Linked DNA regions of Homo sapiens: region 1 is linked to region 2. A link is a loop called in an ENCODE intact Hi-C map of the cell type or tissue named here. Cell type or tissue: B cell. All regions are shown on one strand. Each heading gives the region's core, and the rest is flanking DNA. Links, peaks and the distances in the headings are about the cores only. Region 1 holds the start of TEX9 (testis expressed 9). Region 2 holds the start of MNS1 (meiosis specific nuclear structural 1).

Region 1 (16,416 bases), core at 4,822-12,821, 92 kb before region 2:
CCACAGTGGCTGCACAATTTTCCCATTCCCACTAACAGTTTATGAGGGTTCAAGTTTCTCTACATCCTCCTCTACACGTTATTGTCCATCCTTTTTTTTTTTTTTGAGATGGAGTCTCCCTCTGTCACCCAGGCTGGAGTGCAGTGGTGCTATCTCGGCTCACTGCAACTTCTATCTCCCAGCATTTCACCATGTTGGCCAGGCTGGTCTCAAACTCTTGACCTCTGGTGATCTGCCCGCCTCAGCATCCCAAAGTGCTGGGATTACAGGTGTGAGCCACCGCGCCTGGCTATCCATCCTTTTGATTATCGCCATTCTAGTGGGTGTCAAGTGGCATTTCATTTTGGTTTTAATTTTCATTTCCCTGAGGACAATACTGAGCATCTTTTCATGTGCTTTTTGCCTACTTGTATATGTTCTTTGGAGAAATCCCTATTTCTTTGCCCATTTTTAACTTGGGTTGTCTTTTTTAAAAATTTTTTTAAATTGTTTTTCTTTTTTTTTTTGAGACAGGGTCTCACTCTGTGACCCAGGCTAGAGTGCAGTGGTGTGACCATGGCTCTTTGCAGCCTTGATCTCCCTGGCTCAAGTGATCCTCCCACCTCAGTCTCCTAGTAGTTGGGACTACAGGCATGTACCACTGGACCCAGCTAATTTTTATTTATCTATTTCCTTTTTTTTTTTTTGTAGAGATGGAGTCTTGCTGTGTTGCCTTGGCTGGTCTGGAACTCCTGGGCTCAAGTGATCCTCCTGACTTAGCCTCCAAAGTGCTCATATTACAGGCATGAGCCACTGCACCTACCTATTTTTGAATTTTAATACTTCTTTATATAGTCCAGACACAAGTTATTTATCAGATATATAATTTGCAAGAATTTCCCCTCTTCCTGTGGTCTTGTTACTTTATTTATGGTATCTTTTGAAACTAAAGGTTTTTAGTTTTGATAATGTCTAGTTTATCTATTTTTTTTTCCTTTTTTTTGTTTTTTTCTTGAGATGGAATTTCGCTCTTGTTGACCAGGTTGGAGCGCAATGGTGCAATCTCAGCTCACCGCAACCTCTGCCTCCCAGGTTCAAGCGATTCTCCTGCTTCAGCCTCCCCAGTAGCTGGGATTACAGGCATGAGCCACCACACCCGGCTAATTTTTTTTTTTTAGGAGTGGCGGGGTTTCTCCATATTGGTCAGGCTGGTCTTGAACTCCCAACCTCAGGTGATCCACCCGCCTTGGCCTCCCAAAGTGCTTGGATTACAGGCATGAGCCTCTGTGCCCAGCCTCTTTTTTCTTTTCTTTTTTTTTTTTTTTGCTACTGCTTTTGGTGTCATATCTAAGAATCCATCAAGGATTCTCAGAATTGTAATTCAAGGTCATAAAGATTTACACCAACAGTTTCTTTGAAGAGCTTTAGAGTTTTAGCTCCTAAGTTTAGGTCTTTGATACATTTTAATTTTTGTATATGGTGTGAAGTTAAGGGTCTAATTGCATTTGGATATCCAGTTGTCTCCCCATCTGTTGAAGACAATTATTTTCCCATTGAATGGTCTTGCACCCTTTCTAAAGATCAGATGACCATACATCATATCACGGTTTATTTTTGGATGTCAATTTTATTCCAAAACAATTGAAATTGTTAACCGCTTACGTGTTTCAGGCATGATCCTAAGCACGAATTCATTTGCTTCTCATAATAACTGTGAAGTGGGCACTATTCTCACTTCCATTTGACAAATGAAGTGGCCGATATACAGAGTGATTTGCCCAAGGCCATATAACTGGTAAGTGGCAGTGCCAGGATAATAATTTAGGTTGACTAACTTGAGAGCCTGAGTCTTAGCCATGCATGCTGTAAACAAAAATTAGAAATCAAAACTTCTGAATTCCACTGAAGAGCTCACTTTAAGCAAACGGGGTGAAGGTCGGATTAGCCACTAACGGTTTGAAAAGCACAACAGGGAGGGATTGCCTCACCAGCTTGCTTTCTATAGAGTAGCGGCAAAGGACCTGCCTGTTTTGGCTGAAACTCTTTCAACCCCCACAAGTTGAGAATTTGCACTAACTAAGTCGAATTTGCAGTTAGGAAGCCTTCCTGGGTTCCTGGGACAGCGCCGAGTGCTGCGAGCAAAGGCCGAGCCCGCTGCCAGAGGCTCGCGCCGCTCGCAGCACAGAACCTGAGAGTGGGAAGGCGTAGGCGCCCGGGCGGGAGGCAACCGGGATGTGGAAACTCTCGCGGGAAGATGCGTCGTTGCCTCGGTAACCGCGTCGCAGTCGCCGAAGATGGCGGGGCGAAGTCTGTGTCTCACGGTCAGTTCAACTCCAGGCTCCTGGGGAGCGTCTGGGTTCCGGCGACTAGGACGCCTAACTTCCTTTAACTTCGGGTCTGAAAGTCTGTGGCTCTTTTACAGAGAAGCAGCGTTCCAGGGACTCCGTTCCCGCCACCCGTTCAGCAACCCTCTACACCTGGACCCGACCTCCTCGCCTTGGAGGAAGAATATAAGTAAGAAATTCGGCGGTTGAACTTTTCCTTCTTTCTTTCATCTGAATGAGGCTGCTTACAAGTACTTTTTTCTGGAGACTGGCTGGATCTTCGGGACCACTCACTCTGCAGCATTCCCTTCTCGTCATCTCGTTCACCTGCCGTTTATCCTTTCTTTGTCTTTGATCTGAGTAGTTCGCCTGCGTATTAGAAGATATTTGAAGTGGGCGAAAATTTAGCCCAAGTAAGCATGTTGTTTAATTTAAAACGTAGCCCAAGTAAACAGCAAGATACTGTTGGAAGTTATTTGGGTAGCAGGAATTGCCACGAATAGTTAGTTCACTTGATAGTTTAGGTTATTTCGCTTAATATCAAGTTCATAGAGTTTACCTTGTGTAAATTTCCTTTAGGTTGGTTTCTAAATTGAAAGGATGCTTCCCACTGCAATCAGAATTACCATTCTCGTTCAAATATTCCTTTTCTTATCTGTTCTCAGTGTAATTACAACTATCCTGACAACGGTGCTTTCATTCTTGGCCCATTCTACTCCTCATCCCCAAGTTTTCACACAGCAGCCAGTGTAATCTTTTAATTTGATCTACCATGCCTTTGCTTAAAATTCTACAGTAGTTTCCTGTTGCATTTCAAAAGCTCTGATCGATGTGGCTCCTCCTGCCTCCTCTATTTGATCTTATTCCCTCTTCCCCTTTTCCCCCTAAAACTCTCCAGCTTCACTGGCCTTTTAGTTCCAAAAACTCTTCCAGGTTTTCTTTCTATCTCAGGAAAGAGACAGTCACACACGCCTTCAACCTGTAATGTGAGTGGCCTTCCTTGACCATGCTAAGTAGGCTCCCTTGTTGGTCTTTTTCATTGTCTCAGTGATTTTTCTTTCTAATTAGCATAATTTGTTACAATAAATTCATTTGTGAATTTCCTTTTTGTCTGTCTCCACTGGACTGTAAGTTCCAAGGGCAGAGGCGATGTCTGTTTTATTTGCCATCATACATACCCTTATAAAAAAGTGCCTTTTAACAACTCCCTTCCGTTTTAATATAAAATAACTAGATTAAAATTTGGAAATAGTTGGCAGTTTGTATCAGAGGGTTAAACTAGAGTTATCGTATGATCTACATATGATCTATAAGCATATTTGAAATTAAAACTGAAAGGTACTGTGTTTAGGTGAACTATACACAGACCAATTTACCACAGCAAGTAGGAAGATAATCATATCTTCTTCTCTCTGATGAAATGGGCCGATTATCCCAGTTCAAAAGTGTACTTAAGCAAATTAATCTGTTTTCTATATATAGTTCTTTATCAGCTATGCCTCAATCAAAACGGTTATTTTCATTATCATTAACCATATAGTATTAAATACCTGGATTAGGTTTATTTGTTCAGTTATTTGAGAGTGTATTTTGCACCTGGTTCTGGTGCATCCTTAGGGATACAGTCCTGCTTAAAATGAGAAATATACAGGGACTATTATTGTATTCTAGCACGAGTTACTTTATAAAACGAGATAGCTAAACAGTATTATATGGTGGCCAGTTGTTACTTGTTCTGTTATCTGTACTCTGAGTTGTGCACATCTGAAGCATATGAACAGAGTAACTCCCTACACTACCTGAATCTTCTAGAATACTTCTGTGTCATGTAGAAGAGTAAAATGTCTGGCCATCCCTGTAAGCAAGAATATGAAATTATAACAGTATGGTATCTGTTTTGCCACCTGTTGTCTTGGCATTGATCATTAGAATGCTACTTCCCAGGGACCTCAATCCAAAACCTTTTGCAGTTCTGCTTCTGTTGGAGGAAATAATCACTGTCCGAAAGGATAGACTAAGGAAGATGCTAATCGCTCAAGTGGATAGATTTTTCAAGCTTCATTCCTGTATTATAATACCAGATAGCTAAACAATAAGATAACATAATAACTGGTAGGGCAAGCCCCCTCATAAATCGCAATTACATTGGATTTACAGATTAATTTGTAGAGAACTGACTTATTTATGCTATTGAATTTTCCACGAATATGATACTTCTCCATTTATGGGTTTTTACCTTTAATAGTGTTTTATCATTTTACTACATAAAATTCTTGCGTATATAATTTGCTTCAAGGTACTGAATAGTTGCTATATAATAAGTGGAATTTTTTCTATTTTCTAATTGGTTATAAATGTAGAATTTTTAGATGTTGATGCTACATCTGCGTTTATATACACACAGATCTTCAGTCCTGCTGAACTCTCTTATTCATTCTGTGAATTCCCTTGGATTTTTGATGAAGACAATTATATGCAAATTTTGATCATTTTGTCCCTTGATAATTCTCCTACATTCTCTCTTTTTCTCTGTTTAGGACTTCCCGTGTGATATGGAATAGAAAAAGTGATGGTGAGCTTCCTTGTTTATGATTTTGAGAAGCCCACTTTTAATAATCACTACATTTGAGGTTTGCTCTAGGGTTTTGGTAGATTCTTTTTATTATGTTTAAAATTCTTCCCCTTAATTCCTAATTTGAATGAGTGTTAAATGTATCAAAACTTATTTTTTCCCTAATTAATTCAGCTGTTGGTATGTTCTTTTTCCCTCCTTTAATGTTTTAACATACTGAACTACAAAGGCAGGTTTCTTGTTTTCCTTTAAAGACTGCTAGATTTGATTGCTATAATTTTATGTAGGTTTTTTGCATCTATGAACAAAAGTGAAATGGGTGTTGTAGTTTTTCTCTACTTCTTTTCCTTTCTGTTTTTGATATCAGTATCATTCTGTCTGTATGAAAGAAGCCGAATAGTTTTCCTTTTTTGATTCTTTTCTTGGAAGCTTTTTATAATTAGAGATTTTCTGCCCTTTGATTAAAATTGTGAAACTGTCTGAGTCTAGTGTTCTTTTATTCAAGGGGATTCTTTTTGTCTATGCATTTAGCTTCTTTAATGATTAGATGTACTATTTCTAGAATAGTTTTTGGTTATTTCTAAAATAATTTTTTGTTCTAGAAAAGTGTTCATATCATGTATGTTTTAAAATACATTAGCATAAACTGAGTCTATGGTGGTATGTTTGAAATCTTGACTGTATCCATAACCATGTACACCCCTCCTTTTGGTAGCTTTCCAATATTGTTTATTTTTGTCTTTTTCTTTTTCTATCAAGCTTCCTGGGAGATTTATCTGTTTTATTGGTCTTTTCAGAGAACCAGCTTTGGTTTTCTTGCTAATCTGTGCTATTTTAAAATTTCATTAATCTTTACAGAAATAAAGACAAATGATCTCTTCTAACTGGGGTGGATTAATTTTTTGTTTTTTAGTTTATTTACCTCATTTATTGTTTTTCTTATTTCTTAATAAATATATTTAGTCTTTAAATTTCTCTCCAACTGTAGGTTAACTATATTCCAGGACTTGTTTTGATGTATATTTCTTTTATGGTTATTTAGTTCTAAATATTATACGATTTTCATAGTAATTATTTAGAAGTGTGTTTTTTAGTTTGCAAGCACATAGGGTTGTTTGTTTACTGTTGTCTAGTTTTTATTTTTCTGAGTATGTATGTGACAAGGTCTTGCTCTGATGTCCAGGCTGGAGTGCAGTGGTGTGATTATGGCTCATTGCAGCTTCCACCTCCTGGGCTCAAGAGTTCTCCCACCCCAGCCTCCCGAGGAGCTGGGACTACAGGCGCATGGCACCATGCCATGCTAATTTTTTTTTTTTTTTGAGACAGGGTCTCACCCTGTTGCCCAGACTGGAGTGCAATGGTGTGATCTCAGCCCACTGCAACCTTCATCTCCCAGGCTCCTGAGTAGCTGGGACTACAGGCATGTGCTAACATGCCTGGCTAATTTTTGTATTATATTTTTTGTAGTGATGGGGTTTCGTCATGTTGCCCAGGCTGGTCTTTAACTCCTGGTCTCAAATGATCCACCTTCCTCGGCTTCCCAAAGTGCTGGTATTACAGGCCCAGCCTAGTTTATTTTAAATTGCATTATGATTAGAGAATTGATGTGATATTAAGTTTTTAAATGTATTGAGACTTATTTGTGGCCAAGTGCTTGTTCACTTTTTGTAAAAGTTCTATGCGTTCTTTGATAGAAAATGTATTTATTATTTGTTGGCTAATCTGTTTTATATTTGTTCTTCATGACATCGGTATCCTCACCTTTTTTCTTGTTGCAGCTTTATTGGTTTCTGTTAGAAGTGTATTAAAAATCATCAATTATAATTATAGTTTAAAAAAATTCCTTATAATGTGGCCATTTTTGTTTGGGAATATCTTGTTTGACTTATTTAAATCTTCTTGATTCATTATTATGCAGTGTCTATCTTTCTTCATCCCTTTATGTTCAAACTTTGTATGTCATTTATCAGTAAGAGCATTCTTTTTATAACCAGTCTGATAATTTCTGCCTATTAATAAGTGAATTTAATATATTTACATTATTACATAACTTGAAGTTGTCTTAGCCACCTTATTTTTTATATTTTCTATTATGTCTTGTCTTTGGTTCTTGTCTGTCTTCTGCTGGATTGAATGGGTTTTCATTATGTCTTTATTTTTAGTGATGTGGAAAGACGTTAGAATGCTTTAACTTGGTGTCCTCTGTCTTTTAAATTAGATAATATTTTACTTTGTTGTTTTGAATACACCCACACCCAGTTAATCATCAATTTTTTTATAGTCTGTACTAATTTAGATTTATCATGTTTTCAGATATCTTCATAATTCTTTTTTTCCAGATTCAATTTCCTCCTTCCTGAAGTGTAGACCCTTTATTACTTTTTGTGAAAACCTGAGTCTTAAACTCTCCAGTCTTTTTGAAAATTGTTACTTTGCATTTATTCTTCAATTACAGTTTATCTGAATGTAATTCTAGATGGCCAGCTTTTCCTTCTCAGCCCATTAAAGATATCCTTATATTGTCTGTTGGTAATATAAGGATAGAAATGTTAGAATGTCAGAAATGTTAATGAGCCATCTGCTGTCAGCTTTTTAGATAATTATGCTGGTAGACTATTTTTCTCTGTTGTTTTGAAATAATGATTTGGTAGTTTAGGGAGTACTCTCTTTAAAATTCTGTATTTTCACTGTGATGTATACACAGGTGGATTTGTTTTCTTTATTCTTCATGAGATCCATGTCTTCAGTTTGGGAAATTCTCAGCATTAGCTCTTGAAATACTGTCATTCTCTCCTCTTGGGATTTCTTTTTTTCTCTTTTGGAGACAGAGCCTTGCTCTGTTGCCCAGGCTGGAGTGGCAGTGGCACGATCTTGGCTCACTGCAACCTCCGCCTCCCAGGTTCAAGCGATTCTCATTCCTCAGCCTCCCCAGTAGCTGAGATTACAGGCATGCAGCACCACACCTGGCTAATTTTTGTATTTTTAGTAGAGCCGGGGTTTCGCTATGTTGGCCAGGCTGGTCTCCTGGCCTCAAGTGATCCTCCCTCCACCTCCCACTGTGCTGGGATTACAGATGTGAGCCACTGCACCCAGGCCTCTCTGGGATTTCTTTTATAACTTCTGTTAAGTAGGAACATAACATCTGTCTTCAATGGATGTTAACCTGTCTTTTGTGTTTTTATCCCCTTGTTTTCTGTATCTCCTTGTAGGTGATTTATTTATATCTGTCTTCTAATTCACTCATTCCTTCTATGCCCATTATGCTGTTCAACATATCTGTCAAATTTCCTTGAGTTCTTAATTTCAGTGACTGTGTTTTTCATTTATGTAATTTATATTTGGATCTTTTTCAAATTCAGCATTCTTTTATGATAAAATCTGGCTCTTGCCTAATGTTTTTCTAAGTGCATTTTTTTTTTCCAAATTAATGCTAATTTTAAAATCTTTTTTTAATTGTTATATTATCTCTTGTTCTTATAGTATAAATTTTCCCTTTCCTCACATCTGCTGATTCTCTCTTTCAGTGGCTTGTTTCTTTATGCAATTTGTTACCTTTCTGAAGTCATCTTTAGCAGTTTGCTTTTTGAGAGAGTCCTATATATTCTAGATGAGTAAATGTTCCTATAGGGTGGTTTTCAATTTACCTTTACTAGTTTCGAGTTTTGATTGATTCCACGTCAGCTTTCTTCTATTTTAAAGTTTTTCCATGGTGTCCTTGTATCACCTAGATAAGATGAATTTGGACTTCCCTCTTGTTTGTTTTAATTACTCACAAGAGAATCTTTTCTACCTGTGGTTCTAGTTTCATTTCTGCTCACCTAAGGTTGTGGGTAGAATTTTTGTAGTCTGTGTTTCACAGGTGTATCCCTTCATGACTCACATACATCAGCTTCTAGCTTTTAAGCTATTTTGGCTTCTGTTCCTGTTTGTTGCTCTCACTTTGAATTGCTGCTTTATTCTTAGTACCAGGGCATTTCCCTTGCCTGAGTTTGAGCTTAGCAATATTTCCTCCATTACATTTTATCTGGCATTTCCATGGATTTAGAGTAGCATAGTCTTCTCAGTCATCTTGGTCCACTATATTAATTGGAAACTTAATCCTTGTGATTAAGTCCTTGTTAGGGAAATTTGAAAAATCAGGTAATGGCACTTTAAAGGCACCTTTAAGTCTTTCTTAGATATTTTTCTTTTGACCAGGTAATCCTAAGATATAAAAATATTTCTTAAAGCTTCAGACTGTTAAAGGATATGGTACTAATCTCCCCCCCTTTTTTTTTCCCTGGGGGTGGAGATGGTGTTTTGTGTTACTTCTGAATCCCATGTCTAAGAAAAACAAGATATCTAATTTTTAAAATCCTTAACATGTCTCCTTCACAAAACCTCAGAAGATCCTAGGTGGTCTAGAAATGTGACATCTCAACAGGAGAAAAAAGTTATATGCTTTTGAATATATTTATTATGGTGTTAACCTTTAAAAGTGAAAAGGGGACTTAACAATAGGGACAGAGTTCAGTACATTATCTTAATTGCAATTTAATCGTATAGCAGTTTAACATGCTTCTAAAGATTACGTGAAGATAGATATTCCTTTTATATTGCTGTGGGAAAACAGTACAAAATTGTGTGTATGCTATAGATGAAAATTGGAAGGGAATATTAAAAATAAAAATGGATGGTGGTGGTAGGATTATGGGCAGTTTTTCGTTTAAAAACAATTTTTTTCAATAATATTGTCATCCTTGCAGTCTTAATATAGGACCAAGTAAATAGTATTTCTATTCTTGCTAGATTCCAAGTAGAATGAAAAATCATAATTAAAAAAGGAGTGACAGGTAGAGGTCAAAATAGTCACCTTTATTTCCGAGGAAGCTTGATATTAAAGTATGTATCTGAGGTGTGAGCCACGTTGGGTCTGCTCACTAAACCTCACATTTAGCTCCCCAGTTATAGCAATACCCCAAACCAGAGCAGGTCTCCCCCATACCGTGCCCACTTCTGCCCACATTAGAGCAGGGCCTGTCTCTGGAGAAGCAAGGTTAGAATTTGCATTCTTTGCAGGTAGGCTAATAACGAGGAGGTGGTGAGTGGAACAGAGTTGAACTCACCCAGCTTATTCTTCCCAAATATATTAGATAAGTTACGTCACTTGAAATTAATAGAGGGCCACAGAAAGGCTAATACTTAGTGTTTGAGTTCCTACTACAAGGAAGGAGGAATCATGGGGAGTTGAGGATAAGTTCTTAATGGCTGTGTTCATTTTAGAGTAAGAATGCCATATGTATATTTTGGCATTTGTTGATTACGTCACTTGATAACGTGTAATTGCTGAAGTTTATTTTTTATTTTTGTTAAGATCTTCAGTATATCCCAATTATTTTCTGCTTTTAGGCGTTTAAATGCAGAATTGCAGGCAAAAACAGCTGACGTGGTTCAACAAGCTAAGGAAATAATAGTAAGTATATGTACAATTATTAATAATTCTATATAAATGCTAGTTTTTTATCTTTTTCATTTGATATATGACATATATACAAAACACTAGCCAAAGCATGTGTGTTCAGTTCAATGAATTATTACAAATTGAACATGAATATATATGCATAGGTATAGGAATGTATATATGTATATGTTTTTAGTAAGCACACATTTTCTAAAAGCCACTGAAAAAGTACTTTCCATTTAGATTCTCCAGTCATCTAAATTCTCATTATAAATTCTCATTATTAATTGATAGAATAGAGCAACTCTCCTTAGAGGAGTAGTCTACTTTAAAACTTTTATCAGTTCTTAGTTAATTTTGATTCTTACTTTCTATCCTCCCTATGCCCCAAAATGGAGTTGATGGAAGCAGGGAAGGAAACCTAGGCAATATTTTATCTTCATGCCTTATACAAATCCATGATTATTTGTTAGTTTAGGAATAAGAAATGTATCATATATAACATTTCAAGTAATATATTTTGATAATGGTTACAGATTTGTATTTTATAATTTATAATTAGATGTTTTACTAAAAATATTTATAATTAAATTTATACTTATATGTTTTACTAATTTATAATTAAATGTTTTACTACAAATATTTTTATTTCATCTTTTAGTTTTTGCCAGTGTCTGAAAAGCAGGAAAATACTTGTACAAAAGGACCCCACGTTATAGTAGAATGACAGATTCATTACGTTTTCTACTCAGAGAGCCCTGTAAAAAGAATCTCCCCCTGCAAATAAAAAACAGAATAGAAAACTGGGATAAGCTAGGAAAGGGGTTGGGGAATGGATTCCTACCCCTGCAGAAGCAAACAATATAAGGTTTCTCATATTTAATTTTTATTTACTCACTTTCTCTTTTTAAAATTTTTAATGTTTGTGGTTACATAGTAAGTGTTTATGGGGTAAATGAGATATTTTGATACAGGCATGCATTGTGTAATAATCACATCATGGAAAATGGGGTATCCATCCCCTCAAGTATTTATCCTTTGTGTTACAAAAAATCCAATTATACTATTTTAGTTAATTTAAAATGTACAATTAAATGATTTTGACTATAATAAACATGTTGTGCTGTCAAATACTAGGTACTATTCATTCTTTCTGACTATATATTTTTTTACCTATTAACCATCCTTATCTCCCACCCCTGCATCCCCCATTACCCTTCCCAGTCTCTGATAACCATTCTTCAACTCTCTATCTCCATATGTTAAGTTGTTTTGATTTTCAGATCCCACAAATAAGTGAGAGCATGTGAAGTTTGTCTTTTTGTGCCTGGCTTATTTCACTCAATGACTTCCAGTTACATCCATGTTGTTGCAAGTGACAGGGCCTCATTATTTTTTATGGCTGAATAGTACTCCATTGTGTATATGTATCACATTTTATTTATCGATTCATCTGTTAGTGGACACTTTGGTTGCTTCCAGATCTTGGCTATTGTGAACAGTGCTGCAACAAACATGGAAGTGCAGATATCTCTTTGATATATTGATTTCTGGGTCAAATGGTATTTCTAGTTCTAGATCCCTGAGGAATCGCCACACTGACTTCCACAGTGGTTGAACTAGTTTACAGTCCCACCAACAGTGTAAAAGTGTTCCTATTTCTCCACATCCTCTCCAGCAGCTGTTGTTTCCTGACTTTTTAATGATTGCCATTCTAACTGGTGTGAGATGGTATCTCATTGTGGTTTTGATTTGCATTTCTCTGATAGCCAGTGATGGTGAGCATTTTTTCATGTGTTTTTTGGCCGCATAAATGTCTTCTTTTGAGAAGTGTCTGTTCATTTCCTTTGCCCACTTTTTGATGGGGTTGTTTGTTTTTTTCTTGTAAATTTGTTTGAGTTCATTGTAGATTCTGGATATTAGCCCTTTGTCAGATGAGTAGGTTGCGAAAATTTTCTCCCATTTTGTAGGTTGCCTGTTCACTCTGACGGTAGTTTCTTTTGCTGTGCAGAAGCTCTTTAGTTTAATTAGATCCCATTTGTCAATTTTGTCTTTTGTTGCCATTGCTTTTGGTGTTTTAGACATGAAGTCCTTGCCCATGCCTATGTCCTGAATGGTAATGCCTAAGTTTTCTTCTAGGGTTTTTATGGTTTTAGGTGTAACGTTTAAGTCTTTAATCCATCTTGAATTAATTTTTGTATAAGGTGTAAGGAAGGGATCCAGTTTCAGCTTATACCCAAAGGACTATAAATCATGCTGCTATAAAGACACATGCACACATATGTTTATTGCGGCACTATTCACAATAGCAAAGACTTGGAACCAACCCAAATGTCCAACAATGATAGACTGGATTAAGAAAATGTGGCACATATACACCATGGAATACTATGCAGCCATAAAAAATGATGAGTTCATGTCCTTTGTAGGGACATGGATGAAATTGGAAATCATCATTCTCAGTAAACTATCACAAGAACAAAAAACCAATTGCTGCATATTCTCACTCATAGGTGGGAATTGAACGATGAGAACACGTGGACACAGGAAGGGGAACATCACACACTGGGGACTCTTGTGGGGTCGGGGGAGGGGGGAGGGATAGCTTTAGGAGATATACCTAATGCTAAATGACGAGTTAATGGGTGCAGCACACCAGCATGGCACATGTATACATATGTAACTAACCTGCACATTGTGCACATGTACCCTAAAACTTAAAGTATAATAATAATAAAATAAAAAAAAGATATATTGATTTCCCCTCTTTTGGACCTATACGCAGCAGTGGGATTGCTGGATCATATGATAACTTTAGTTTTTTGAGGAACCTCCAAACTGTTTCCTTTGTAGTTGTACTAATTTACATTCCCACCAACAGTGTACTAGGGTTCCCTTTCTCTACATCCTTACCAGCATTTGTTATTGCCTGATTGCCTGTCTTTTGGATATAAGCCATTTTATCAGAGTTGAGATGATATTGTAGTTTTGATTTGCATTTCTTTGATGATCATTGATGTTGAACACCTTTTTTTATGCCTGTTTGCCATGTGTGTGTTTTTCTTGAGAAATGTCTATTCAGATCTTTTGCTCATTTTTAAATTGGATTATTAGATTATTAGATTTTTTTTCCTATAGAGTTGTTTGAGCTCCCTATATTTTCTACCCTTGTCGATGGGTAGTTTGAAAATATTTTCTCCCATTCTGTGGGTTGTCTCTTTACTTTATTGTTTCCTTCACTGTGCAGAAGCTTTTTAACTTTATGTGATCCCATTTGTCCATTTTTGCTTTGGTGACTTTTGCTTGTGGTGTATTACTCAAGAAATCTTTGTCTACTCCAATGTCCTGGAGAGTTTCCCCAATGTTTTCTTATAGTAATTTCATAGTTTTGAGATCTTAGATTTAAGTCTTCAATACATTTTGATTTGATACTTGTATATGGCAAGAGGTAGGGGTCTAGTCTTCTTCTTCTGCATGTGGATATTCCGTTTTCCCAGCACCATTTATTGAAGAGACTGTCTTTTATCCAGTGTATGTTCTTGGCAACCTTGTCAAAAATGAGTTCACTGTAGGTATATGGATTTGTTTCTGGATTTTCTCTATTCTGTTCCATTGGTCTGTGTGTCTGTTTTTATGCCAGTACTCAGATGTTTTGGTTACTATAGCACCATAGTATAATTTGAAGCCAGGTAATGTGATTTCTCAAGTTTTGTTCTTTTTGCTTAGGGTAGCTTTGGCTATTCTGAGTCTGTTGTGGTTCCATATAAATTTTAGGATTGTTTTTTCTATTTCTGTGAAAATGCGATTGGTATTTTGCAAGGGGTTGCCTTGAATCTGTAGATTGCTTTGGGTAGTATGGACATTTTAACAATATTGATTTTTCTAATCCATGAACTGGAATATCTTTCCATTTTTTTGTGTCCTCTTCAATTTCTTGCATTGATGTTTTATAGTTTTTGTTGTAGAGATCTGTTACTGCTTTGGTTATGTTAACTCCTAGGTATTTTATTTGTGGCTACTGTAAATGGGATTACTTTTTTATTTATTTTTTAGATTGTTGACATACAGACACACTACTGATTTTTGTATGTTGATCTTGTATCCTGCAACTTTACTGAGTTTATCATTTCTAATAGTTTTTGGTGGAGTCTTTAGGTTTTTCCAAATATAAGAGCATATCATCTGTAAATGAGGTTAATTTGACTTCTTCCTTCTGATTTGGATGCCCTTTATTTCTTTATCTTGTCTGATTGCTCTAGTTAGGACATTGAGTACTATGTTGAATAACAGTGGTGAAAGTAGGCCAGATCTTAAAGGAAAGACGGTCAGTTTTTCCCATTCGGTATGATACTAGCTGTGGGTCTGTCATATATGGCTTTTATTATATTGAGGTCTGTTCCTTTTATACTCATGTTTTGAAGTGTGTTTACCATGAAGGGATGTTGAACTTTATCAAATGCTTTTCCAGGATCAGTTGAAATGATCATATGGTTTTTGTCCTTCATTCTGTTGATATGATATATCACATTGATTGATTTGTGTATGTTGAACCATCCTTGCATCCCTGGGGTAAATCCCACATGGTCATGACAAATGGTCTTTTTAATATTCAGCAAACTGAATTCTGTTTGCTAGTATTTTTTGAGGATTTTTGCATCAATATTCGTTAGAGATATTGGCATGTAGTTTTCTTTTTTTGATGTGTCTTTGGTTTTGGTTTCAGGGTAATACTAGCCTCATAAAATGAGTTTGGAAGTATTCCCTCCTCCTCCAATTTTTGGAATAGTTTGAGTTGGTTTGGTATTAGTTCTTCTTTAAATGTTCGATAGAATTCGCAGTGCAGCCATCAGGTCCTGGGCTTTTCTTTACTGGGAAAATTTTTTATTGTGGCTTCAGTCTTGTTACTTATTATTGTTCTGTTTAGTTTTGGATTTCTTCATGGTTCAATCTTGGTGGGTTGTATGTATGTGTCTAGGAATTTATCTGTTTCCTCTAGATTTTCCTATTTATTGGCGTATAGTTGCTCATAGTAGCCACTAATGAGCCTTTGAATTTCTGCATTGTCAGTTGTAATGCCTCCTTTTTAATTTCATATTTTATTTATTTGGGTCATCTCCCTTATTTTGTTAGTCTGTTAATTTTGCTCATCTTTAAAAAAAACCAACTTTTTGTTTCATTGATCTTTTCTTTATTTCAAATTCATTTATTTTTGCTCTGATCTTCATTTCTTTTCTTCTACTAATTTTGGTTTGGTTTGTTCTTGCTTTTCTGGTTCTTTAAGATGCATTGCTGGCTGGATGTGGTGGCTGATAGCTGTAATCCCAGCACTTTGGGAGGCCAAGGCACGTGACTCACTTGAACCCAGAAGTTTGAGACCAGCCTGGGCAACATGGTGAAACTCCATCTCTAGGAAAAATACAAATTAGTCAGATGTGGTGGTGCACGCCTGTAGTCCCAACTACTTGAGGGGCTGAGGAGGGAGGATTGTTGAGCCCAGGAAGGTCTAGGCTGTAGTGAGCCATGATCATGCCACTGCACTACAGCCTGGGCAACAGAGTTTCTCTCTATCTCAAAGAAACAAAAAAAAAAAAAGAAAGAAAGAAAAAAAAAGAAAAGAAAGAAAGAAAAAGAAAAGATGCATTGCTAAGTCATTTATTTGAAGTTTTTGTTCTTTTTTGTTGTAGGCACTTACAGCTGCATAAATTTCCCTCTCAGTACTGCTTTCACTGTATCCCATAGATCTTGGTATGTTGTGTTTTCATTATCATTTGTTTCAAGAAATTTCTCAGTTTCCTTCTTAGTTTCTTCATTGACCCATTGGTAATTTAGGTGCATATCATCTAATTTCTATGTCTTTGTATAGTTTCCAAAGTTCTGGTTATTAATTTCTAGTTTTATTCCATGTGATCAGAGAAGATGCTTGATATTATTTCAGTTTTTAAAATATTTTACAACTTGTTTTGTGACCTAACATATGGTCTGTCCTTGAGAATGATATACATGCTGAGGAGAATAATGTGTATCTGTAGTCTTTGGATGAAATGTTCTGTAAATGTCTATTGGGTCCACTTGTTCTGCAGTGCAGATTAAGTCTGATGTTT
Region 2 (16,416 bases), core at 4,524-12,523:
TAGCTAACTTACAGAAGAAAACATTTAGTGCGTTCATATATGTGAAAGGACATCTAAAGAAGACAGATGCATGAAGTCACAGAGAAATTAATTTTAAAACAATGGGGGGGAAGATAATTTAACATTAAGACTAAAGTTCCTACTGCAGTTACTAGAGGTACTGAAACACAGGCTCCACAGTCATTCCAGAAATACTGTAGGAAATTTATGTAGAGGTATAAAATTAAACTAGTTATTACCTAAGGTTTCTCTTAAGATTAGGAATTCATTTTTTATAAGAGGTCATTTTAAAATTTATGTGTAAAGGAAAGAGCAGGGGGACTGATATTTATTTTTCACTGTAAATATTCAGACTTCCATGAATACAACTTCTTTTCTCAAATAAATATTTATAGAACTTAAAGCAATAAGTATTTCCAGGTAAAATATTAACTAAGTGAAATGACATAAACAAAGAAATTTCACTTTCAGGTGCTAAGGATTACATAAGAGTTTAAAGATAAAGACTAAATAAATGAAATTTAGAGAAACCAAGATACCTGTTTTCTCTTACTTGTTGCCTCATCTTTTCGTCCTTTAGACTTTCATGTTTCAGTTTTGCCAATTCCATAGCCAGTTTTTCTTCTTGTTTGAGCTGGAGTTCTTTCAATCTCTTGTTTTCTTCTGCCTGAACGAAAAATTTAACTTCGTTGTTTGTCCTCTAGAATCAGATTTTTTTCATCAAGGTTGAATTTGTTTTATAACAGAAAACTAAATGCCTTAAGGCCAACAATTGATGATGTTTTATTTTAAAATACAAAATGTTGTTTCAATAAATACTTTTTCAAAATATTTTATCATGGAAAATTTCAAGTATTGCCAATAGTAAGAAGAATATTTAAATACACTCTCAGGTACCCATCACACATGTTTTCAAAAATTGTCGACATTCTGCTAATCTTTTTTCTCTACCTTCCATTTCACTCTTTTTTCCCTTATTCTTTTTCTGCTAGGGTGTTTTAAAACAATCCTAGACATCATGTCACTTACCATGTAAATAATTCAGTATGAATATCTACCTGATCAGAATTTTTAAAAATATAACAATCATGTCATCAACACGTCTAATTAACAATAATTCCTTAATGTCTAATACCATGTTCATATTCAAGCTTTCCCAATTGTCTCAACATACTTTTCTAGTTGGTTTGCTTAAATCAAAATCCAAACAAGATCCACATATTGCATCTAATTATTATTTTTCTTAAGTCTCTTATATATTCTGTAACAATCACCTCTACACACATTTTTCCCCCAAGCCACTGACTTGTTATAGAAATTAGGACATACATCCCGTAGAATGTTCCACATTTTGCATTTGACTGATTGCTTCCCCAGGATATATCACTGAACTTTTTTTCTCTTTTATATTTCCTGTAAAAATGGCAGAAAGATCTAGAGGCTTGATTAAATTCAGTATCTAATAAAAACACATGAAAAGATATTCAACATCATTAGCCATCAGGAAATGCAAATTAGAATTGCAAGGAGATATTACTACGTACCTATTGGAATGGCTAAAACAAAAAACAGTGCCAACACCAGATGCTGGCAAGAAACTATCACTCATATATTGCTGTGTGGGAATGTAAAATGGTACAGGCATTCTGAAAATCAGTTTTATAGTTTGATATAAAACTAACATGCAGCTGAGCGCTGTGGCTTACACGTGTAATCCCAGCACTTTGGGAGGCTAAGGTGGGAGGATCCTTAAGGCCAGGAGTTTGAGACCAGCCTGGGCAACATAGAGAGGTGCTGTCCTTACAGAAAATTAGCCAGGTGTGGTGGCACAAATCTGTAGTTCTAGCTGTATCAGGAGGTTGAGGTAGGAGGACCGCCGGAGACCAGGAGTTCAAGGCTGCAGTAAGTCATGATCATGCCACTGCACTCCAGCTGGGCAACAGAGCAAGACCCTGTCTCTTAAAAAAAAAAAAGCCTCCATGCAATTATCACACAACTCAACAATTTTACCTCTTAAGCATTTATCCCAGGGAAATGAAAACTTTTTATTTAAAAACCTGTATACAAATGTTTACAGCAGATTTATTCATAATAGCCAATACCAAAAATACTCCAGACATCCTTCATCATGTGAGTGGTCAAATAAACTGTGGTACATCCATACTATGGGATACTACTCAGCAATAAAAAGAAAAAGAATGCAAGCAAAACTTGGATGAATCTCCATGAATTATGCTAAGTGAAAAAAGCTAATTCCAAAAGATTACATACAGTTTGATGCCATTTATGTAACATTCTTGGTACATGTTATTTTTTAATAATTGAGATATAATTCATATAGCATAAAATTCACCTTTTACAATTCACAATTCAGTGATGTTGTATATTCACAATGTTGTGTATCTATCACCACTATCTAGTTCCAGAGCCTTAAAAAAAATAGACTTTGAAGTTTTGGGTTCACAACAAAATTGAGCAGAAAGTACACAGAGTTCCCATATATTCCCTGTCCCTACACATGCTCAGCTTCCCCTTCTATCAGCCTCCTCCATTAGACTGGTACATTTGTTACACTCAGTAAACCTGTATTTACATTACTTAAACCTATGCATCATTATCACGCAAAGTCCATAGTTTACATTAAGGTTCATTCTTGGTGGTACACATTCTATGGGTTTTGGCAATGCATAATCATATGTATCTACCGTACACAATCATTTCACTACCCTAAAAATCCTCTGTGATCTGTCTATTCAACCCTTCCTCCCTAAAATCCTAAAAACAACTTACATTTTTACTGTTTCCATAGTTTTGCCTTTCCCAGAATGTCACATAGTCGGAATTATACAGAATGGAGCCTTTTTGGACTGGCTTCTTTCACTTAGTAATATGCATTTAAAGTTCCTCCACATCTTTTCATGGCTTCATAGCTCATTTCATTTTGGCACTGAATAATATTCCATTGTCTGGATGTATCACAGTTTATCCATTATCTACTGAAGGACATCTTGGTTGCTTCTAAATTTTGACATTTATAAATAATGCTGCTATATATTATAAACATTTGTGCTATGGCAGCTATAAAGCTGCCATGTTATATTTTTATAAATGCTATAGATATATATAGGTGATTGTATGTACACACTATATATAGCACATCTGTGTGTACATTTGTGTGTGGCATAAAATGTCAACACTCCAGAATGTTTACATCACCCCAAAAGAAACCTGTAACCTATTAGCAGTCACTTACTATTCCTCTCACCTTTTCCCCCAACCCCTGGCACCTACTTATCTATTTTTTGTCTCCATGGATTTGCATATTCTGGATATTTCATATAAATGAATTCACACAATATGTGGCCTTTTGTATCTGGTTTATTTCACTTAGCAAAATGTTTTCAAGGTTCATCCGTGTTGTAGCATGTATCAGTAATTCATTCCTTTTTATGGCTGTGTAATATTCCATTGTATAGATGTAACACATTTTGTTTATCCATTTATCAGCTGACTGGCATCTGGGTTTCTACTTTCTGGGTGTCATGAATAATGCTGTTATAGACACTCGTGTATGAGTTTTTATGTAGATATATGCCTTCAATTATCTCTTGGGAATATATTTAGTACCCAGCTACACCACACCTAGATTTCTGACTTGCAGAAACTGAGATAATAAATGGGTGTTGTTTTAAGCAGCTAAGTTTGTGGTAATTCGTTACTTAGCAATTGAAAACTACTACAGCAACTAACGTGTACTCTTCAAAATTGTCAAGGTCATGAAAGACAGCAAAAAGTGAAGAATTCTTACAAACTAGAGGAGACAAAGATTGGAGAAGAAACAATGACTGGCTGGGCACGGTGGCTCATGCCTGTAATCCACTTTGGGAGCACTTTGGGAGGCCGAAGAGGACAGATCATCTTAGGTTGGGAGTTGGAGACGAGCCTGACCAACGTGGAGAAACCCCATCCCTACTAAAAATACAGAATTAGCTGGGTGTGGTGGTGCATGCCTATAATCCCAGCTACTTGGAAGGCCTCGGCAGGAGAATCACTTGAACCCGGGAGGCAGAGGTTGTGGTGAGCCAAAATTGCGCCATTGCACTCCAGCCTGGGCAACAAGAGCGAAATTCTGTCTCAAAAAAAAAAAAAAAAAAAATACATATATATATATATATATATATGTGACTATAGTTTATTCAAATGCAAAGCTTGAGGACAGCCACTCAGGAAACACAAACTCCAAAATAATGGGTCATTGTTCCAACGTGGGGAAGTTAAGGTTTCACTTATATAGGCAGAGACAGAGAAGCTTAACAGGGTTGCAACATTTTCCATATAAGGTCAGTATACATATTATAGCAATTTAATTAGTTGCATTCCAAGGAACATTCCATGAGAAAGGGTAATGATCTTGAGGGGTCTTATCTCTGGTGTCTTTCCTAATCATTTACAGAACAAGAATAAGGAAGATTTAATCTGTAATTGGAAAAGCAGAAGTTGTAGCAGCATGCTATGTGACTCAGGACACATAGCCACATTCCTCTCAAGGCTAAAAACTAAGGATACATGACAACTAAATGCAATCTATGGTCCTCAAGTAGCAAAAACACATTAGTGGACAAACTGATGAAATCTGAATAAATCTCACAGTTAACAGTATTCCATGAAAGCTAAATTCTCCATTTTGATAACTTTTCCATGATTTTCATCTGTGTAAGATGTTAAGAAGTAGTCAGGTGAAGGGTATATGTGAATTCTCTACACTGTTTTTGCAACTCTCCTATAAATCTAAACTTATCTCAAAATAATAAGTTAAAAATATGCATATTTCCAAGATTTGTTCACTGAAAAAACCTGGAAGCAATGATAACCCAAGAATTATGAGTAAACCTAGCACCCAAGTTTTCTTGAAATATTATTTCCACTAAATGATAACAGCGCTTCCTGGCACAATGGCTGATTCCAGGTGTAGGACAAAAAATATAAGAGAGAAATTTTGTATTTGTCAGGGTTCTCCAGAGTAAGTGATTATGAAGGCAGGCAAGTTCTAAGATCTGCAAGGTGAGCTGGCAAGCTGAGGAACTAATGGTTTTGTTCTAGTTTGAGTCCTAAAGCCTGAGAACCAGCAGGCTCAAGACCCAGAAAGAGCCAATGTTTTAGTTTGAGTTCAATGACTAGAAAAAAAGGAAATGTCCCAGCTGAAAGGCAATCAGGCATGAAGAATTCTGTCTTATTCAAAAGAAGGTCAGTCTTTTTGTTCTATTCAGGCCTTCAACTGATCGGATGAGGCCCACCTATATTAGGGAGGGCAATGTGCTTTATACTCAGTCTATGGATTTAAATGCTAATCTCATCCAAAACAACCTCACAGAAACACCGAGAATGATGTTTTATCAAATACCTAGAAACCCCAAGGCCCAGTCAAGTTGACACATAAAATTATCACAAGCCTAGAACAGTTTGTTTTGACAAAAAGCAAGGAAGGTATCAAAGATTAAGGAAATATTGTCAAAAGGACACAGAGGGCCAGGTGCAGTGGCTGACACATGTAATCCCAGCACTTTGGGAGGCCGAGGCAGGCAGATCACTTGAAGTCAGGAGTTCAAGACCAGCCTGGCCAACATCGTGAAACCCCATCTCTACTAAAAATACAAAAATTAGCCTAGCATGGTGGTGCAGGCCTGTAATCTCAGCTACTTGGGAGGCTGAGGGAGAAGAATCTCTTGAACCCAGAAGGCGGAGGTTGCAGTGAGCCGAGATGGTGCGGCTGCACTCCAGCCTGGGAGACAGATGAAGACTCTGTCTCAAAAAAAAAAAAAAAAAAAAAACGACACAGAGGCAATATAAAAGGGCATCCATTGGCCAAGGATGAGATAATTTGAGCATCAAAAATAATAATAAATGCAATTAAGTACATAAATATCTATGAGTCCATAAAGGTATTTTTAAAAAGAGACAAAGTCAAAAACTAAATAAAACAAAAATTTAAAAACAACCACAACATAGGTAGACACCAATGGAAGAAAATAGGACACCAATTCCTTACTCTGAAAATTAACTGTCTCCTTTTTCAGTAAGAATAAATAACCCTAGTCAATAACAAAGTGTTTTTTTGTTGTTGTTTTTTTTTTTTTTTTTTTTTTTTTTTTTTTTTTTGTGGGGTGGGGGCAGGGGAACAGGGTATCTGTCATTCAGGCTGGAGTGCGGTGGCAAGATCATAGCTCACTGCAGCCTTGAACTCCTGGGCTCAAGAGATCCTTCCATCTTGGCCTCCCAAAGTGCTAGAATTATATGGGTGAGCAATTGTGCTGGCCCAAGGTGAAGTTCTTTACAGAGGAATTTCAGCTAATTAAATGTGAAAGGAATAAAAGAATCAGAAAATCAGTTTTTGTAACCACTAATGAAAGAAAAAATTCTTTTGTGAAACCACAGATGAAAGTTTGATGGGAACCTTTACAGTGGAGAAACCAGACTGTCTTCCTAAACCCACTGATCAATACTGGCATCACTAAAAGTGGAACAACCAGACCTCATGTGTTCCCTGTTGTGACACAATGACAAAGACAGCATCACCTATGGAGTATTCTTGCCAAAAAAGGTGGACCGCAATCTAATTGTGTCTTTATGGCTAGGTTCTATTTAGAGGAAATATAACAGATAGGGAAATAAATTAAAGGAACATGAGGAAGCAAACACGTATATTCAGAATGTGGGCTACTGGATAAAACAACTGGCTTAGTTTAGCAAGCTAAAAACATGAAGTCAAAAAAGAAAAACACGGTGAAGGAGGGGCTGTTTTCAATTAAGAGGGACTTAAACAGACATAACCACCAAATACACCGTATGAATGTTCCTTGGATCTTGGTTAAAACAAACCAACTGTAAAAGCAGATTTTTGACACAATCACAGAAATGTGTTTATGGAATGGGTGAGATAATAGTATTATGGTACTCCATGTAAGAAAACATCCATATTTTGTTAGATGTACACTTAACTATGTAGGAAAGAGTTGGTGTGATACCTGGGATATTCTTTCAAATTAAAGAGAAAATAATAAGAATAGGAAAAATATCCAACCCCTAAGATGTGCTTTCTCAGAGTTAAAAAAAAAAATCATATCTAAGCTTTTGAATTTGGAACACAGAAGGGTGGATATCATTTTTTAAATTTGCTTTTGTTATTCTCCACAAAATCCTCCAAAATGTTTAACATACAGCAGCTACTCAAAAACTACTGACATATCAGAATACCTTTTATATATTTATGAGAATTCACTTCTATCATGTCTCAATTCTTATTAGTTTCCCTTTTCTACCACCTTAATCCCTTAAAATGTTGAGATATACCTAAGGGTTCATTTTCTACCACTTAATAATGTATACATTAATTTCAGTAAATTTTTTAAAGGCACCCCTAAATTTTTGTTTTTAGAAATTTATGAAAGGCAACACAATTGTACTTACATGAACAAAACTGGTAGTAATTACAGAGTTCATATTTATGTTAAAAAAAAATCTGAGTGCTTATTCTGTACCAGGCACTATTCCAAGAGTCTTGCATGTATTAACTCATTATTAAAACAATCCTAAGTAGGAGGTACTATTCTTATTCCCCATTTTATAGAAAAAGCATAAAAAATAAAAGCAGGCTGGGCGCGGTGGCTCACCCCTATAATCCCAGCACTTTGGGAGGCCGAGGCGGGCGGATCACGAGGTTAGGAGTTCGAGATCAGCCTGGTCAATATGGTGAAACCCCGTCTCTACTAAAAATTAAAAAATTAGCCAGGCGTGGTGTTGCGCGCCTATAGTCCCAGCTATTCAGGAGGCTGAGGCAGAAGAATCGCTTGAACCCCGGAGGCAGAGGTTGCAGTGAGCCAAGATCGTGCCACTGCACTGCAACCTGGGCGACAGAGCAAGACTCCATCCAAAAAAAAAAAAAAGTAAAAGCAACTTACTCAAGGGTCCGTAGCTAAGGTATAGCAGTAGTAGGATTCAAAGACAGGCCGGCTCCAGAAACCCAGGTCTTTACGATTACACCGAGCTGAGGCACAATCAGGCATCACTTACCTGCTGCTGTTGTTTATCTACTCATTTCCAGCATTAACAGCTGACTTTCATCGTTTCCAAGGTGCAAAATGAAAAAAAAAGTAACAATGAATAGTAAAACTTACCTTTTGAATGGCCTCTTCCATATCCAACTCAAATTGTTCATTTTGTAATAATCTGAGAAATTGCTTGCGCTGAACACGGTTATCATTTTCATTCTGCACCATTTGATTCCTGATTTGACTGTTGACGTTTTTTAGAGCTTGGACATGTAATTTTTTGCAGTAGTTTTCATCTACTAATTTCTGATGCCTTTCACTACAGCTCAAATTTCTCCTTTTGGAACCCTACGATGGAAGAAAAAAAAAGATGCATATTTTGATATTCCAAAATCTAATTTTAAAAAATGTATTGATATAAACCTTAGTAAGAAAGGATACGAAGAGCCTGGCTTCCTTCCTAAATTCAAAGGAGTATACCGAATAAAAAGTAAACGTGGTAAATATGTTCACATATCGATTAAATAGGTACTGTTATTATTACCTATTTTATAGATGAAACATGAAAAGTAACTTTACCCAAGGTTCTGCAGCTAATAAATAGCTGTGCTAGGATTAATCGCACCCTACAGACCCAGATCTTTACTACCACCAGGGAATTTCTCCTCCCCTCATTCCACCCACCACCACCACCACCACGACTACCACCACAGGGCCATAAAGTGCTGTTCAGAAGCTGGTCAGATTTTCCTAACATAAATGTAATAGGTCAATTCGCCGCTATTTATCAATTCGCTTTCTCCTACACTTTTATATCTACTTATTTCTTCAGAGGTTCTATTGGGCAGATTTAAAGATGTATTTAATACACTATGCGAAAAGTGCCAAAAAAGCTGGAAACCACCGCGAGCGTCCCTTCTAATAGCACCTGAAGCCTCCGAAAGCAAATACAAGTTCCCCAATTAATGACCAGATTAAGCACTTAAAATCCTTTTTTAGAAGCAGATGAGCGCCAAACTAGAATTAAATCAACAATAAACAAGTAGTTTCAAGTCCCCCAACTGGCTCACCATCTTGGCTGACGAAAAATACCCCCTCTCGTGGGACCGCGGCCACCACCTCCCGCCGCAAACGCAGCAGCCAGCAGCCCCAAGGAGCGCACCTGGCTGCGCGCGCTCGGGTGTTTACGCGGCGTCTTGGCAACGGTGGAGCTGCGCGCCCTCCGCTCGACCAAAAGTGACCCACGCAGAACGTGGCCTCCCATTGGACGCGATAAGATACAATCGGCATTGAGCTTCTTAGGACCAGGGCAGGAGGGCTACTTCTATAGGTCTAAACTAGAAAAGCGGGAAGTTCAGACTGTGGCCTGACCCAAGCACTTTGCAGTGGGCTAGGGAAGCTCGATTTCCCTCCAGCGGCCGAACTGTGGTTTCAGTGGGTTTGGGAGCCAAGTTCGGGACTGTGGAGACTGCGCACAGAGAAATACGCAAACTACTGCCTAATGCATGGAGCCGAAGGAAATTTCCACGCATGGAGCATCCCGCACACTAAGTGCCTAGTCAGCCAGGTCTCTGCTAGGGACGATGACTGGTTTAATCCTCAGCAATGGGAGTCCAGGTCGCTGTCCCCTTTGCTGGGTTGTGAGGCACTGAGGGTAGCACGAGCTTCCAGCAGCCTTCACTTCACCCCCCCGCCCCCCCCCCCCCCCCGCAGAAGCTGCTGGTAAATTTTGGGACTAAAATCTATGAGCCACATGAATCTTACTCTGCTATGTGGTCCAGGTACCAAGAGAGAGCACGTTACATGATGGCAGGATGTTGATCTGGTTCATTCCATAGGCAGGTTAGACACTAAAGTCCATTTTAAATGGGAAGTTTAAGAATGATAATGGATCAGAGAAATTAGATATACTGATTTTAGAAATGATACATTCAGAGAAATCTTGTCAACACTAAAATATTTGTATAAGGTGATTAGTGGTATAACTTTGTGTTATTCTAATTTGGAGTCCGTCTTCTGTAGCAATATGTCTGCTTAAAGATTAATAACAAATGGGACTTGCAGTTTCAGTGCTGACGTGTAAAAGCTTGGAAGTTGTCACCCCATCCTTACAACCAGATCAAAACAACTAAAAATCAGCGACTTCTCTTGGTTCCATCATACAACTGAGGTCGCTCGTCTCTCTGTCCTTTGGTCATTTATCCCGTGGTTGCATATCTATGTTGTCTCTAGTACTCCACTCATTGCCATCACTGTTTGAGAGAAATGGAGAGAAGGCGTAAACCTGCCCTCTGGGTGTTCTGTGTAAATTGATCTGGAATGGAGCAAAGCAGGCAGCCTGCTATAAATTTCTCTTCTTGGCATATCCATCTCCGCAAAGGGTTGGGCACTGTATAGAAGAGACAGGAGACAGGCATGGGTTCAGGGTTGAACAGGGTATAACACATTCAATAGAGTGTGGGGTTTAATTTGTTAATTCCTAATAGTGAAATAGTGACATTGCAAAGTATTTCAGCAAACATGTATGTTTTTTACTGTTTACTTCTCGAAATGAAGACTTTCGTCTCTAAAGGGAACTTCAGTTATAATTCCTCATTTCCAGTATACCCTTGGATATGGTAGAAGGATTCATATAATTTCATAGGTAATCTGAGAAAAAGATTTTTGGCCAGAATATTGACCTAAATCCAAGACAAATTTAATCAATTGTAACAATTAGCTGATTTTAACCTTTAAAAAATTATCCTAACAATTACTACATTTTTAATAGACTTTGCTCCTTTTTCGAAGCAGTTTTAGGTTTACAGAAAAATTGACAGAATACAGAGAATTCCCCGTCTCACCTCTCCTCCCCACCGCACCCATACAATTTCCCCTATTTTTAGCATTACATATTAGTGTAGTACATTTGTTACACTTGACGAACCAATATTAATATGATTAAGTTCGTAATTGACATTAGGGTTCACTCTTTGTTTTGTACAGGTCTATGAGGATTTGTTTTGTTTTTTTTCTGAGATGAAGTCTGGCTATGTTGCCCAGTCTGTAGTGCAGTGACATGATCTCGGCTCACTGCAACCTCTACCTCCCAGGTTCAAGCGATTCTCCTGCCTCAGCCTCCCAAGTAGCTGAGACTACAAGCAAATTTTTGTATTTTTAGTGGAGACGGAGTTTCACCAGTTTGGCCAGGCTGGTCTTGAACTCCTGACCTCAAGTCATACACCCACCTTGGCCTCCCAAAGTGCTGGGAGTATAGGCATGAGCCACTGCTCCCAGGTGGGTTTTGAGAAATACATAATGTCATGTATCTGGCCAGGAGTGGTGGCTTGCACCTGTAATCCCAGTTACTTGGGAGACTGAGGCAAGAAGGTTGCTTGAGGTCAGAAAATTGAGACATATTGTCATATATCTATTATTACAGTATCATACAGAATAGTTTCACTGCCTAAAAAGTCTCTGTGTTCTACCTATTCATTTCTCCCTCACTCCTTCCTCCCAAACCCCTGGGAACCACTAATCTTTCTATTGTTTCTATAGATTTGCCTTTTCCAGAATGTCGTATCTTTGGAATCATACAGTATGTAGCCTTTTCAGACCGGCATCTTTCCCTTAGCAAAACTCATTTAAAGGTTCCTGCAAATCTTTATGTGACTTGATAGCTCATTTATTTTTATCACTAAATAACATTCCATTGCATGTCATTATTAAAAAACAATTATTACATTTAAATATTATTTCTAGTAATAAATTATTACTATCATAAATGATACTTCATTGTTAAGGGAGGACTTATGCCTTCCCAACATTACAAGGAAGTCTTCTCGTTCATTTCCCTCTAGAAAACAACTTTTTACCTACAAGTCTAGACTAAAATGTCTAGAGTACTGAGGGGAAGGAGCTTTTCCTTATAATGGATGATGAATTATACTGATTAATGTCCCCCAGTAGTTACAATATAACAGGGTTGAACTTAACAGAGTTGCTGATCTGAAATAAAGCATGTTAATAGATGTGCACTGTTAAGTGTAGCTATACAGTAAAAATTATTTACGAAATGGTATTGCTTTATAAAATAAAGCAATTAGAACAAAACAATTTTTCTTTCGTTCAGAAAAATGCCCAAATCTAATCTAATTTGCTGCAGCTGGACACCACCTGCAGATGACTGTTGAAATACTCTGAACATTACACACTTATCTTTTAAATATTGATAATGCCATTCTTCATTTTCTCGACATGAAATCCCAGAGGGAACAATTATGCTAATAAACCTTAATGATTCTTGCAAATAAGTGATCAAACCAAATTGCTGCTGTTGATTTATATTAATGGATGCCTTTAGGATGAGATTTGCTAGTATGGTGCTGCCTCTTGAATCTCAATTCATCTTATTTAGCTGAAGAGGGTACATAGTTTGTTAAATAGATGAAGTGTTTAAAATATAATGTGCTTGTGCAGTTTCTGCACTTCATAATGTTCAAGTATTACCATCTTGCCTTGTGGCAAATCTGCATTTAATGGTTTCATTGTATATAACTTCCTTTAGTACTTTTTCTGTCTGTCATATGCAGTTAGGAAGTGACTACTTTCTGGTTGATGCAGAATAGGCTAACTTCCATATATTGAATTTGATTGTTTCATTAAGACAAGAAAATCTGTTTCTGGATATTTTAGCCACCATAATCTGGGAATCATATGGACTGTGTGATGATGTGATCAAGTGCTAAATAATTGTTAGGGGTAAAGAGACATGAAGAAATGGTTGGTGAGCTCACTGAAACCCAGGCTTAGTGGATGTCTTTCGTTCCTCGTCTCTCACTTTCACTTTTGCTCTTGCATCTTCACTATGTCTACAGGAATAGGAGATTGCTGACTTCATGAATTCTAGCATAACACTGAGAAAGAACTACAGAATTGTAATATATTGATTTCTAGGGTTGAGAACACTACACAGAAAGAATGCTTATTCATTGTAGATATGAATAAAAATTTACCTGGGTAATTTTATTGAAAAGCCACTATTTGTAAATGAGTAGTAAAATAGAAGACTGGCATCTACATATTATGTATATAGGAATGGAATACAGAATTTGTGATGTCAAATAACTTGTGATGTCATTAGGAATTTGTTATATGATGCACAGAGACTGTAATTTGGCTAGCGGTGAAGTAAAGATGACCATATTAAATTCATCATGAAGAGTGGAGGAATCCCCTTCTGAATTATATAAGCTCTTATTGGTAAAAAGAAAAGTATACATATATACCTATATTTATATAGAGATATATACATGTGTAAACTATGTTTATATGGATTTTTTTCATTTCTTAACTTTAAAAAGGTACCAAATTTGATGACATTTGATATATTTATGGCAATTTTTCTAGTGAAAACTTAACCAGACCAAAAATTTTAAACGACTAAAGGCACGATTTTATTTATTGCAAAATTTTCTAATTTAGCAAAAAAACAAAAACAAAACACCACAAAAATGGGTGATCTAAACATGCAGTGTTTAGGGAATGGCTAATTAAATTGTGGCATATCAGCTATGTACCTAGAGAAGTGTGTCTGGAGGGCCAGAGGGGCCAGCCCAGAAGAGGCAAACTGTGGAAAACCTGAGCAGCAGCATCTTGGGAAAGGAGAATAACTGGGCACTCAGAAGCTGGGCACTGACTCTAAGGTCCTAGGGAAAAAGAGGAACACAGCTGCCCTCCATGGGGAACAGCAGATAAAGAATGTGGTCACCAAGGAGGGAGAGCCAAAGAGGCTAAGCTTGCTGTGAGCACAGGAAGTAAGGCAGAGGCCCAGGGCTGTCTACATTGTCCTTGGACCCTGCTTGGACTGTTGGACTGCTGACAGATGTCTGGGAGGGAGGGAGAGAGACAGAGAAAGAGAAAGAGACACTGAATCAATTAACTGAAAGACCAAACAGGTAAGAACAGTCTAGCAGTTCTGTAACAACCTTGCCTTCATAATAGACGACAAAGCGCGTAAGGAAATGTAGTGGAAAACACTTGATTAATATTAGAAAACATTATCCTGCTACCTTATCATTTATTGATTTATTGAGTGCCTCTTACGTGCCAATCACTTCACATGTAATTGTCTTTACTTAGTAAAACAACCCCATTCACTTTATAGATGAAGAAAACAAGATTCAAAGGAAAGAATTAACTAGGCAAGCTCGTAGAAAGGGGTAATCATGGGACAGAGATTTGTACGAAGTCTGTCTCCTAGCTCATTTTTCATGAATCCAGCATTTTTCAAACTATGGATCACAAACAGTATTTAAAAAGAAATGGAATAGAATAGCCCAGAAAATATAGAGTGCATCAAATCTAGTTAACTAGGTATTGTTTTGTGACACTTTTTAGTTCTAGATAGATGATTGATTGACCTATCAATAGATAGATAGAATGTATATATTGGGTCACGATGTAAAATATGTATCTTACTAAGGGTGAAGGTCAGAAAGTTTTGAAAATGAGTTAGACCATATTGCCTCTCTTTCTCAATCTTAGGAAGATACCTCTTTGAATTATAGCAAAGTTCACATTTTAAGAATTTTTCCCACAATGTCAATGGCATCACTCCACTCCAAATAATTTTTTCAAAGAATCACTGAATCAGACATATTTGAAGTATTTTCAACTAATTGTACCAATCCTTCCAATAATTATAGAGTAGTAAACCAAAGTGATTCCTCATTTACTCTTTCCTAGGCAAACCCAGCTTTGTTTTATTAAAATTTGTATTACAATTAATTACTCTGACTGTAATAAAAGATATCATGTTAACAGTATCGTAGATGATATAACAATTTATACATAATGAAATGCGATGTGCTCATAGAATATTATACAATATATGTTCTACATAGTATTTATAGAACAATAATGACAATTACTAAATTGTATTAGGTATCCAGTACTTGCTGATTTGTGTCCATATCAGCAATAACAACGATATTTTGTTAGAAGCAGAGACTTCCTAATTTGGAAGTATGGGGAATGCTAGGGAAAACTGATGCAGGCATAAAGGCAGCATCTGGAGAGAAAGGAAACAACACTTTCAATACTAATTTTATAAGCAGGTAGTGCCAAGGAATCCAATTAGATCAACAGGTACATGTGACAGGAATCAAGGAAACAGATCCTTCCATCTGACCCATCCCACTGGAGATGGTGGGTAAACTTAATTAGTTTGCTTGGTCCTCTACTTGTTGATTTCTGTCCACATATCAATGAGGAGTTCAATATATAGAGTGAAAACCTAACCTATCATAGGTCTCTTGTTTTATAAGATATTGCTATGAGGATTACAGAATAACCTGAACAACAAGGTAATAGTGGCCTCTAAGGCAGCATTAGTCATAAAAGTAGCAAAAAAAAAAAAAAAAAAAAAAAAAAGAAAGAAAATGGGAAGAGTAAAAAAGTGAATAGCACCATAAGTGATGAGAGACATTCTTGCTTCCTATTTTTTTTATGCTTCTCTGGCTATTTCTCTACTAATGTATTCAGAGCAACAGTTACCAACTGTGTACCTCTCCACCATATAATTCTGTTCCTTAGGGTTTTTCTTTCCTTTCCTAGTAGATATACCTAAGAAATAGTCAAATAATAATTCACAAAACCTAATCCAGCCCCTTAGTTCTTTAGAATCTGTTATAGTAACTGGCATCTGGTGACCTGAACTGAGCTGATAAATTTGATCAAATCTATGACATCATCAATGATATGCACCATTATTTTATTCATCAGTAAAGAAGAAAACAATCCTACTAATTAAATTGTAGCAAATAATCTATTTAAAGATATCCCAATTTCAGAAAGGTTAAAATGCAAAAAAAAAAAGTCTTAGAATCTGTGAAAACATGGATTTTTTTTCTCTCTGGAAGTAAATTTTACTACAATGCATTTATCCTAATGCCGTGCCATCATGAGAGAGCATAAATGAGGAACTGCGATAATGGTAACTACAACAACCAAAGAGAAACCATTGCTAATCAGTCCCCACCAGCAGAATAAGATCCTAATTCCTACTCAAGTTATGTATATTTTTATCCCTCCTTGGCATCGACCAGGGCAATCGCCACACTCTGCATCAGTTAGCGTCCTCTGAGTTGCAAATGCTGGGATGGAATTGGATGGTCAAGAGGTTTATTTGGAGAAAGTCCTAAGAAAGCTAAAGAGGGAGGGGAAAAAGAGACCATAATATAGATCTAACTCATAAAAGCAGAGAGGAAAAGAAAAAGGAGCCTCAAGCAGCAGCACAATTCTGAGAGAGTTTCTACCAGGCTAATGGGAAGTCTCCAAGCAAAGACTTCCCATTAGATATGTCCCATGTTGTGTCAAAAGCCCTGGCTCT

What was found. Hi-C counts contacts between places; a loop is a spot of excess contacts. Peaks named below come from ENCODE experiments on the same cell type or tissue, not always from the same donor. Only the 100,000 strongest peaks of a DNase experiment are listed, where the experiment ranks them.
Region 1: it touches region 2 in a loop (7-fold over the local background); 2 of 110 quality-filtered maps call a loop at or near these places.

The regions. Positions count from the first base shown.
Region 1 is chr15:56,363,178-56,379,593 of GRCh38, forward strand. It overlaps TEX9 (testis expressed 9), which reads left to right and starts at 2,249. Exons shown (of 12, transcript NM_001395496.1): 1 at 2,249-2,300; 2 at 2,402-2,493; 3 at 10,264-10,327. The coding sequence starts at 2,274. RefSeq lists enhancers at 1,713-1,892, 1,903-1,952, 2,493-2,542, 7,875-8,014. In B cell, for the core only: no CTCF peak of the experiment used is centred there; a DNase peak (open chromatin) is centred at 8,754; H3K4me3 peaks cover 1,241 bases; H3K27ac peaks cover 4,776 bases.
Region 2 is chr15:56,455,855-56,472,270 of GRCh38, forward strand. It overlaps MNS1 (meiosis specific nuclear structural 1), which reads right to left and starts at 9,283. Exons shown (of 10, transcript NM_018365.4): 1 at 9,116-9,283; 2 at 8,172-8,393; 3 at 540-667. The coding sequence starts at 9,118. It also overlaps a transcript of TEX9 not described here. RefSeq lists a silencer at 9,213-9,462 and an enhancer at 12,786-12,835. In B cell, for the core only: no CTCF peak of the experiment used is centred there; a DNase peak (open chromatin) is centred at 9,197; H3K4me3 peaks cover 1,290 bases; H3K27ac peaks cover 891 bases.